3 separate regions of the Homo sapiens genome follow, and all the other regions are linked to region 3. The links are chromatin contacts, found by Hi-C or POLR2A ChIA-PET in ENCODE. All regions are on one chromosome and are shown on one strand. Each heading gives the region's core, a stretch centred on a gene start or an enhancer-like site at or near the end of the contact. The rest is flanking DNA. Distances are from core to core; before and after follow the strand shown.

Evidence for each region. Hi-C counts contacts between places; a loop is a spot of excess contacts on that map. ChIA-PET counts read pairs that join two places held with the same protein, here RNA polymerase II (POLR2A). Pooled maps may share reads with other maps.
Region 1: a loop to region 3 is called in a pooled map, with 4 times the contacts of the local background. The contact joins the enhancer-like site here to the promoter of SMARCB1 in region 3. A Hi-C loop is called at or near these places in 1 of 50 pooled maps. POLR2A ChIA-PET finds 5 or more read pairs at or near these places in 2 of 52 experiments (A673 and activated CD4-positive, alpha-beta T cell).
Region 2: a loop to region 3 is called in a pooled map, with 7 times the contacts of the local background. The contact joins the enhancer-like site here to the promoter of SMARCB1 in region 3. A Hi-C loop is called at or near these places in 4 of 50 pooled maps.

Annotation. Positions count from the first base shown.
Region 1 is chr22:23,269,072-23,272,002 of GRCh38, reverse strand. BCR (BCR activator of RhoGEF and GTPase) reads right to left here. Exons shown (of 23, transcript NM_004327.4): 6 at 411-471. Among named protein-coding and RNA genes, the nearest start is that of LINC02556, 56 kb to the left of the region's middle. RefSeq lists a silencer at 2,793-2,842 and an enhancer at 2,217-2,887. Within about 2 kb of position 1,487, at least 2 of the 41 ENCODE cell types and tissues checked have a DNase peak (open chromatin) inside an H3K27ac peak, as active enhancers do.
Region 2 is chr22:23,241,881-23,244,580 of GRCh38, reverse strand. The region is part of intron 1 of BCR (BCR activator of RhoGEF and GTPase); the gene reads right to left. Among named protein-coding and RNA genes, the nearest start is that of BCR, 63 kb to the right of the region's middle. RefSeq lists enhancers at 989-1,218, 784-1,535, 1,536-2,286. Within about 2 kb of position 1,345, at least 3 of the 41 ENCODE cell types and tissues checked have a DNase peak (open chromatin) inside an H3K27ac peak, as active enhancers do.
Region 3 is chr22:23,785,507-23,788,425 of GRCh38, reverse strand. It overlaps SMARCB1 (SWI/SNF related BAF chromatin remodeling complex subunit B1), which reads right to left and starts at 1,460. Exons shown (of 9, transcript NM_003073.5): 1 at 1,164-1,460. The coding sequence starts at 1,256.

The DNA.
Region 1 (2,931 bases), core at 238-2,737, 520 kb after region 3:
AATACAAAAATTAGCTGGCTGTGGTGGTGTGTGCCTGTAATCCCAGCTACTCGGGAGGCTGAGGCAGGAGGATCACTTGAACCCGGGAAGTGGAGGTTGCAGTGAGCCAAAACTCCGCCTCAAAAAAAAAAAATCCTCCTTATGAGGCCACTGGGGTCAACAGGATAACATTTAAGTCAATTTAAGCAGCACCTTGTTGCTAATGTTGGTGGCAAACTGGTCCTGATGGTATCCTTCCCTGCCCTCCCTGAGCTGTTCTTTCCTCGTGCCCACTCTATCTGAAGAGAGAACAGGGAAGGCACCAAGGGATGACCCAAGTGGGCACTGTGTCTGCTTTTCCACAACGCCCCCTCTGCCAGCAGCAGCCTCCCTGACGAGGGCACACAGAGACCTCAGCATGCAGAACTCACTTTCCAGAGAGTTCTTGGTCGTTGGATCCTTGGCATCTTTGTTGCTTCTGGCTCTCAGGTTCTGCAGAGAGAAAAGCGCATGTTCACACAGATGACAGAAGCAGCTTTGATGATGCAGACAGTTCCCCCTTTGGCAACAATTTCAGCTTTCCCTCACTACAACAAACCCCAGGTGCATTCTGAGCTGATAATGAAGTCACAGGGTGTGCAGGGACCCACGAGCAAGCCGAGCACGCAGGATGCCCTGGATGCTGCGGTCCACCTGGGACAGGGCTTCTCAGCCAGGTCACTGTTGACATTTTGGGCTACAGATTCTCTGAGCAGCTGTCCTGGGCACCTTAGGGTGCTGAGCAGCTGCCCTGGCCTCTACCTATAGGTACAGGAGCACGTCTGCCTTCCTGCTGTTTTGACAACCAAAATGTCTCCAGGCATTGCCAAGTGTCCCTTGTGAACAAAATCACGCCTGGCTGAGATCCTCTGACACAGAGGATCCTGTAAATGGAGGCCAACAGGAGCATGCTCCTAAACACACGTCACTGTTTTCTTGGGGCAATTAGACAGCATGCAGGGGGCTGCCAGTTCCGAAGAGCACCCATCTTTGGAGACGGCCAGGGCAGGCCCACCACTGCAGACTGACACTGGATTATACCTCCACCTGCCCTCTCCGGATCTGCAAGTGTACTTACTAAAAAATGAGGTGCTAAGATTCCCAGGGCAAAAGCAGGGCTTGTAAGTGAATAGCCTAGGCTGTTTTGATACAATTGTGTTGAAAGCATCACTGGAGAAGTGCAGAATAAAAGATCCCTGTGTGCCTAAAATCCTCTGGGAAGGAGCTGAGATTAATTCCTGGTACTAAGCTTCTGAACAAAAGCATAAACAGAGACAGAAGAGGTTCTGAGGTTGCTCTGCCAACCTCTTGTGCTGCAGGAAACATCTCAAGACCAGACGAAAGTGTTTTCCAGCTCACTGGGGCCAAACGCTGCCATGCACTTTGGTACCTTTCCTGAGAGTTTAACAGCCCTCGCAGTGACTGTTCTTCTGTATATCTGACTCAGCAGTTCCCAAAGGGTGTAAGGGGGTGGGAGAGCCAAACAAAAGACTGCAAAAACCAGGTGCTGGGCTCACAAGAGCCTGGGAGGCGGCCCACGTGTCCGTGGACAGTGTGATGCTTGGGAGTTATCTAGGAGCTCCAGGAAAACCTGCCTCAAGAAAACTTGTGAGTTTGGTTTAACCCTGCATTTCCCAAACTGGCCTGACTCCCAAAGCCCTTTTCATGTAATTCCTATTCCTACCGTCTGGAGAGCTGGTGTTCCATGGAACCAGATCTAACTGGATGCTGCCCATCTCTCAGGACTGTCCCAGGAGAAGACGGACACTACTCCACTCCTTCCTGTACTTGAGGGTGATCTTCGAACTCCCACGCCTGAGCACTGACCCCCCAACACCTCTGCAGGGCTTGCTGCTTTCTCTTCCTTGCGTTTGACTCTGCTTTCTTTGGGTGGCTCCAATTCCTCTGGGTCTTTTTTGAAACACAGAGAACCAAAGTGCATGTCGCCCTGATGGTGCAGGTGCCACAAACTTTCACGGTGGGTCGGTTTGCAGCTGGTCCTGAGCCCCATCCCACTCCCTGCATCTCAACCATGGCTCAGAATCCACTGGTGCATGGTTGGTGGCACCACGTGATCCCCAGGTGGCGTCCCATGGTGTTTCCTCCCTCCTCTGCAGAAACCTGTCTGGGTGGACTTGAACTTGCCCGCTTAACTGTAACCTGTTCTTAAAAGATCAGGTCCCTGATTTGTCAAGGTCACTTGAAATTCGATGCCACCATTCCAGCTGTGGGGGAGGAGGGTTGCTCATTTAATGAAAAAGGAAAAGAGAACAGATTGAATGGTCCAGAGGGAGGCTGGCAGTGGGGAGGGAGCTGGAGCCCCGGATACATGCAGAGCCTGTTACCAGCAGCACCTGGCGGAGCAGGGTGCCCCACAGACTCTGGAAGAACAGAGCGGCAGGTACTGTCACCACTGGAGACATCAGAGCGAAGCCCGTGATGCTCCATCCGGTGATAAACAATAAGACGGCACAAAGCCTCAGCAACAAAGCCCAGGGGTGACAGCTGAGGGTGTCCCAGCAAGGGTGACCGCATTCACTCCCTATTTCTAGTGCCCATGCCTCTTTCTAACCCTGCGGTTCTCACACGGAGGGCTTTCTGCTCAGAACCCTTGCTGGGTGGGGGAAAGCCAAGTCAGAAGGCAAAGCTACAGCGAGATGGGGGGCTCATGAAGAGGCAAGGGCCTCCAAAGAGGAAAATGTCGCAGAGTGACCACCAGGCAGACACAGGCTGGAGAAGGGCAGAAAGAACCCCAGTCTGGAGTGCAGACCCAGGGGTGTGGCTGGGTTCTGGTTCTGGCTGGGCCACCAGCCTTCTGAATGGCCCATTCATGGTCTCTGTTTCTGAATGACTCTTTCGAGGCCCTGGGCGCTAACACCACATGGTTTGAGGTTTCAGCTTCCTGGGGCTAAA
Region 2 (2,700 bases), core at 96-2,595, 540 kb after region 3:
TCACAGCAACCATGACAAGGCCACGGGAGAGAGGCAGGTGGCACCGGAGCACATGCAGGAGGGAGGAAGACAGACCCAGGAAGGACAGCAGGGCCTCTCCCTGAGGAAATGACCACGGAGCCAGGACCTAACGGAGGAGAGGGAGGCAGACACTGGCTCCCCTGAGGACACCAAGGTGAGAAGCCCACTGTAGTGGGCCCCCAAAGGAACACGTTCATATCCTAACCCTAGAATCTGCGAATGCGACCTTACCTGGAAAGAGTCTTTTTGCAGATGTAATGAAGTTAAAGGCTTTGAGATGAGATCACCCTAGATTGTCCAATTACTACTACTATGATGTGTTTCTATTCCCCCAGAACTCTCCTGACAACACACGTGTGGGTTTTCTCCTTTCACCAGGCAATCCTCCCAGTCTCTGGACACCAGCCGGGTGTCCTATAATTTAATTCCATTCTGCCAGTAAGTATGTGGAATAAGTGTCAGACTTCACAGGTTAAGGGCTCAGTACCACAAGACTGTTCCCACTTAAGGCACTGGGGGAAGTCTGGGCCACCTGTACTTCTGACCTACTGACTCTAAAGCTGGGAGTGGAGATGGGGTGTTCCCACAACCCCCTCCTCAGGTTCAATAATTTGCTAGAGCCGGGCACGGTGGCTCATGCCTGTAATCCCAGCAACTTTGGGAGGCTGAGGCAGGCGGATCACAAGGTCAGGAGTTCAAGACCAGTCTGGCCAATATGATGAAATCGCGTCTCTACTAAAAACACAAAAATTAGCTGGGCGTGGTGGCAGGCGCCTATAGTCCCAGCTACTCGGGAGGCTAAGGCAAGAGAATCATTTGAACCCGGGAGGTTGCAGTGAGCCGAGATCTCGCCACTGCACTCCAGCCTGGGCAACAGAGCGAGGCTCCATCTTAAAAAAAAAAAAAAAAAATTGCTAGAACAGCTCACAGAATTCGGGAAAACCTTTTACTCACATTTACCAGTTTATTGTAAAGGATACCACTCACGAAAGCCAAACGGAAGAGGGCTGGGTAACAGGGTGTGTATTGTGGGGGAGCTTCCATGGCCTCTTGGGGCACTGCCCTCCCAGCACCTTCATGTGTTCACCAACGTGAAAGCTCTCTGAACCTCACTGTGTAGTGTTTTCATGGAGGTTCCACTAGGTAGGCAAGACTAAATCATTGGCCACTGATGATCAGTTCAGCCGAGATCAGGCTGGCATGGCTGTAGACACGGGTGATCAATTCAATCTCCACCCCTCTCCCCATCCCCAGAGTTCAGGGGTGGAGCTAAAGTTCCAACCCTCTAATCACGTGGCTGGTTCCTCTGGCAACCAGCCCCGTCCCACAGCTATCTAGGGGCCCCTCAAGCATCACCTCATTAGCATAACCTCAGGTCCCACAGAAAAGGGCTTGTATGAATAACAAAAGATGCTCCTATCACCCCATCGTTCAGGAAATTACAATGATTTTAGGAGCTTGTGCCAGAAACCAGAAGGAAGACCACATACAGGTTTCTTATATCACAATATCACACTGATGGACCCTAAATCCAATGACAAATATCTTTAAAGAGACAGAAGACACAGGCATACAGGAGGCCATTTGAAGGCGGAGGCAGGGACTGGAGAGATGTTGTCACCAGGTCGAGGAATGCCGTGGGCCATCAGATGCTGGGAACAGAAAGGAAGGATCCTCCCCTAGAGCCTCCAGAGACAGCCTGGCCCTGCGGACACCTTGATGTGGGACTTCAGTCTTCAGAACTGGGAGAGAATAAATGTTTGTTGTTGTAAGCCACTAAGCTTGTGGCATTCTGTTAAGGAAGCCACAGGACACTAAGACATGGCCTGAACTCGGTGCCATGGAGTCTGAGGACAGAGATAACCCAGCCCCCAGGAGAGGGCTGGAAGGGCTTTGGAGGGGCAGAGTCTGTGAGAGAGAAGAATGCGACCAACAGAGCCTTCAACCAGCAGGGGCAGGGAGCTGCAAAGACGCCCCATGGAGGGATTCAGGCTGACTCAGCTGCCGGCTTTCCTGGGGCTTACAAATGCAGAAAGGCTGGGAAAGAGTGAAGGACGTGCCATCCCAAAATACACCGGATGGCTACACTGACTTCGAGCTGCAGCTTCAGAAAGGGCTAGCTGACCTGTTTCTTGCTATACTCAGCAAGCCATAAAGATTCCTCTGGGAGGGGTGTCTTCCTTGAACCAGGGGAGAAAATAGCCCTTATCACCTGAGATGGAATCGGGGGCTGCAGTGGGCCTGAATAAATATGCTTTAACAAAGTAACCCTTATCTTCCACCAGGTTTACACCCCTCATATATCTCCCAGTGACTGCTCAAGAATTTACTGCCCCTAGCCAGATCCCCCTTGTCCTGCCACTTCTCAAACTTATTGTTCTTTATCGAAAAAGGATAAAGCATCTTGCTTCGGCCACTTGTCTGGACTTGACTCTGGTGAAGTTTCCCATGCACCTGTAAAACTAATGACATTTGTGTGCTTTTCTCTTGTTAATGTACCTGGTGTCAGTTTGGTTTCTAGATCCAGCCAGAGGCCACTAAGAGCTAAGGGGGGCTGGAAGTGGTCTCTGGGAAAGGGGGTACAGCTGGGAAAGGGGATACAGGCTGGCAGTGAGAGGAGAGAGAGGAAGAGGGTGATTTTGTGGGGAGCCTCAGGCTTCAGGCCAAGGACTTGGGCTC
Region 3 (2,919 bases), core at 211-2,710:
AATAAAGTACGAATAAAATGCTGGAATATGATACTAAAAACTGCTATAAGGAGAAGAAACTCTTGGCATTTCATGATAGCTTTAATTCTCCAGGATTGGCACTTACTTCCTTACATGAGATTCTACTGCTTGACATTTGTACATCTGAACTGTATATCCATAATTTTTTTAAAAAGGTAACATATACTAGCTGGGGACTGCCTTTGGAGCAAAAAAGGCTAGTTTGAGACAATCTGTAAAAACCTAATATATGGCCGGGTGTGGTGGCTCATGCCTGTAATCCTAGCACTTTGGGAGACCCAGACGGGCAGACTGCTTGAGCCCAGGAGTTGGAGACCTGCCTGCGCAACATAGCCAGACCCTGTCTCTATAAAAAACAAAAAACAAGAACCTAATAGACTTGGAACAAACACCCATTCAAAGGCCAGTAGAGTTTTCCTGAAGTCAGTCATCCAGTTGATGCAACAAAATGCAGCCACTCTAGTTAAGGGTTAAACATCCTTAGGCTCTTTCCCCTGTAATAATTCAGAATCAGTTCACAGATATGGAAAGTGTCAATCGCTTCAGAACTGCTGAAAGATCTAGCTTAGGCATGGGGCCCTTATTCACCCAAAAGCAAACATCTTCCTCCAATCTGTTTCTTCACCGGTAAACAAAGGTCAAAAGACCTCCACTGCTCACCTAAGAGGCAACAAACACAATGGGGATGAGCCCTCACTAAGTCCAGGGTTTCCAGCCTGCCATTTGAGGTTCCCACAAGTAGCAATACGGGGAGGGGTGCACGTGAAATTTACGACATCTAAAAAGGGTCAAAGGCAGCAGTGCAGTCCCCCAAGCGTCGCAGGGGCTAACTCAATATCCCGTTTCTTTGCGTCTGACTGGAAACCAACCCAGCGCGGAACCACTGGGGCCCCTCGCGGCGCCAAAATCTTGGCAGCACTGAAGGCGGCGGACCTCGGCGAAATAAGTAAGGAAATCCCAGGTCGATGAGGGGGCGGGGGCCACACCCGACACGCCCACTAGGCCACGCCCCACAGCCCCGAGCGCGCGCGCGCGCGCCCGCCCGCCCCGATGAATGGAGACGCGCGCTCTCGGCGCATGGGCCCGCCCCGGGGCTCCCGCGGGGCCGAGCCCGGGGAGGGCGAGAACGCGCCCCGGGCTACCTCGGAGCCGATCATGTAGAACTCGCCGTCGTCCTCCAGCTGGAACTTCACGGGCTTCTGCCCGAAGGTCTTGCTCAGCGCCATCATCATCATTGCGGCGGCAGAGGCGGGCGGCCGGAGCCGGGCTGCGAGGGATCAGGAGGGCTGGGGCGGGGCCGGGGCGTGCTGGGCCGAGGGAAACCGAAGCCGGAAGGCGAAATGCGGACCGGGCCGGGTACTGGCGCCTCAGCCGGGCTCCTCAGCCGCCGCCGCCGCCGCAGACGACGACCAGGCCGCCCTCAGTGCGCAGGCGCTGGCGTTGACGCTGACGCGCGCGCCGCCGCTCAAACAAAAGGCCGGGCGCGCCTCCGCGGACCCCTTAAAGGAGCCACGACTAATTTCTCTTTCTCCCAGGCTGCCTCCCAAGTCGTGGTGTAGAGGACTTCTCACGGACAAAAATAGCCAATGAGGTCCTGACTCAAGCAGTGGCTTTCCCAGTCTTACAGCCAGGACTGGAACTGAGCCCAGGGGAAAAGCAACGAAGTGAGGCCTGAAGGAGGAGGACCTAGTATCTGGAAGCCTGGGTGGTCTGGGCATGCTTTGGGACCCCAATCTCGTGCCTTAGCTTCCCCACCCCTAAAACGCAGTGCAGCTGAGCAGATAGGCAGGCCCCTAGGAAGAGATATCCCAGTTCCGGGCCTACGGCTGTCCCTGCAGCTGTGGAGGTGGGCAAAATGACAACAGCGGATGAGGCTTGGCAATGTTCAAAGGCCCAGGTGGTATTTGGTTTGGCTGGTGCATCAGATGAGCGTTGGAAGGGAGAGACACCTTCCACCTTCTCCATTCCTCTCTTAGCCTACACTCTGCTTAACCGAGCCCTGCAGTGGGGAGTGAAACCAGGCAGCCCAGCCCTGTGGCTCTGCCTCTTGGCTCTTACAGCGCGAAGCTAGTGAAACTAATGAAAGTCTGAAAGCAATCATGATTGAATAATGCAGGGAGTAAAACAGTGGCCCACTACTGATGATTTCACACCGTTCAATCTAATGAAATTGCAGCTGTGGCTGGGCTCAGCGGCTCATGCCTGTAATCCCAACTCTTTTTTTTTTTTTTGAGGCTGGAGTCTCCTGCCTCAGCCTCCCAAGTAGCTGGGACTACAGGCACCCGCCACCACGCCCAGCTAATTTTTTGTATTTTTAGTAGAGACAGGGTTTCACCATGTTAGCCAGGATGGTCTCGATCTCCTGACCTCGTGATCCGCCCCCCTCGGCCTCCCAAAGTGCTGGGATTACAGGTGTGAGCCACTGCGCCCGGCCTTGTAATCCCAACTCTTTAGGAGGCCAAGGCAGGGAGGATCACTTGAAGCCAGGAGTTTGAGACCAGACTGGACAAGACAGCAAGACCCTGTCTCTACAAAAATTCTAAAATAAATAAGCTGGGTGTGGCATGGCGGTGTGCACCTGTAGCCCCAGCTACTTGGGAAGTGGAGAGGGGAAGATCCCTTGAGCCCAGGAGTTCAAGGTTATAGTGAGCTGATTGCACCACTGCACTGCAGCCTGGGCAACAAAGGGAGACCCTGCCTCTCTTAAAAAAAAAAAAAATGCAACTATGCTATTACGAAGACACACATGGGGCTGGAAGGTAGGGCAAGGAGACACTGGAGAGTTGGGAAGGGCAGTGACTGAAGTTGCTTTGTTCTGTATCCTCACAGTGGTGGGAAACCAAAGTACAGTCATCCCTCAGTATCCATGGGAATTGGTTCCAGGACCCCCTGCAGATA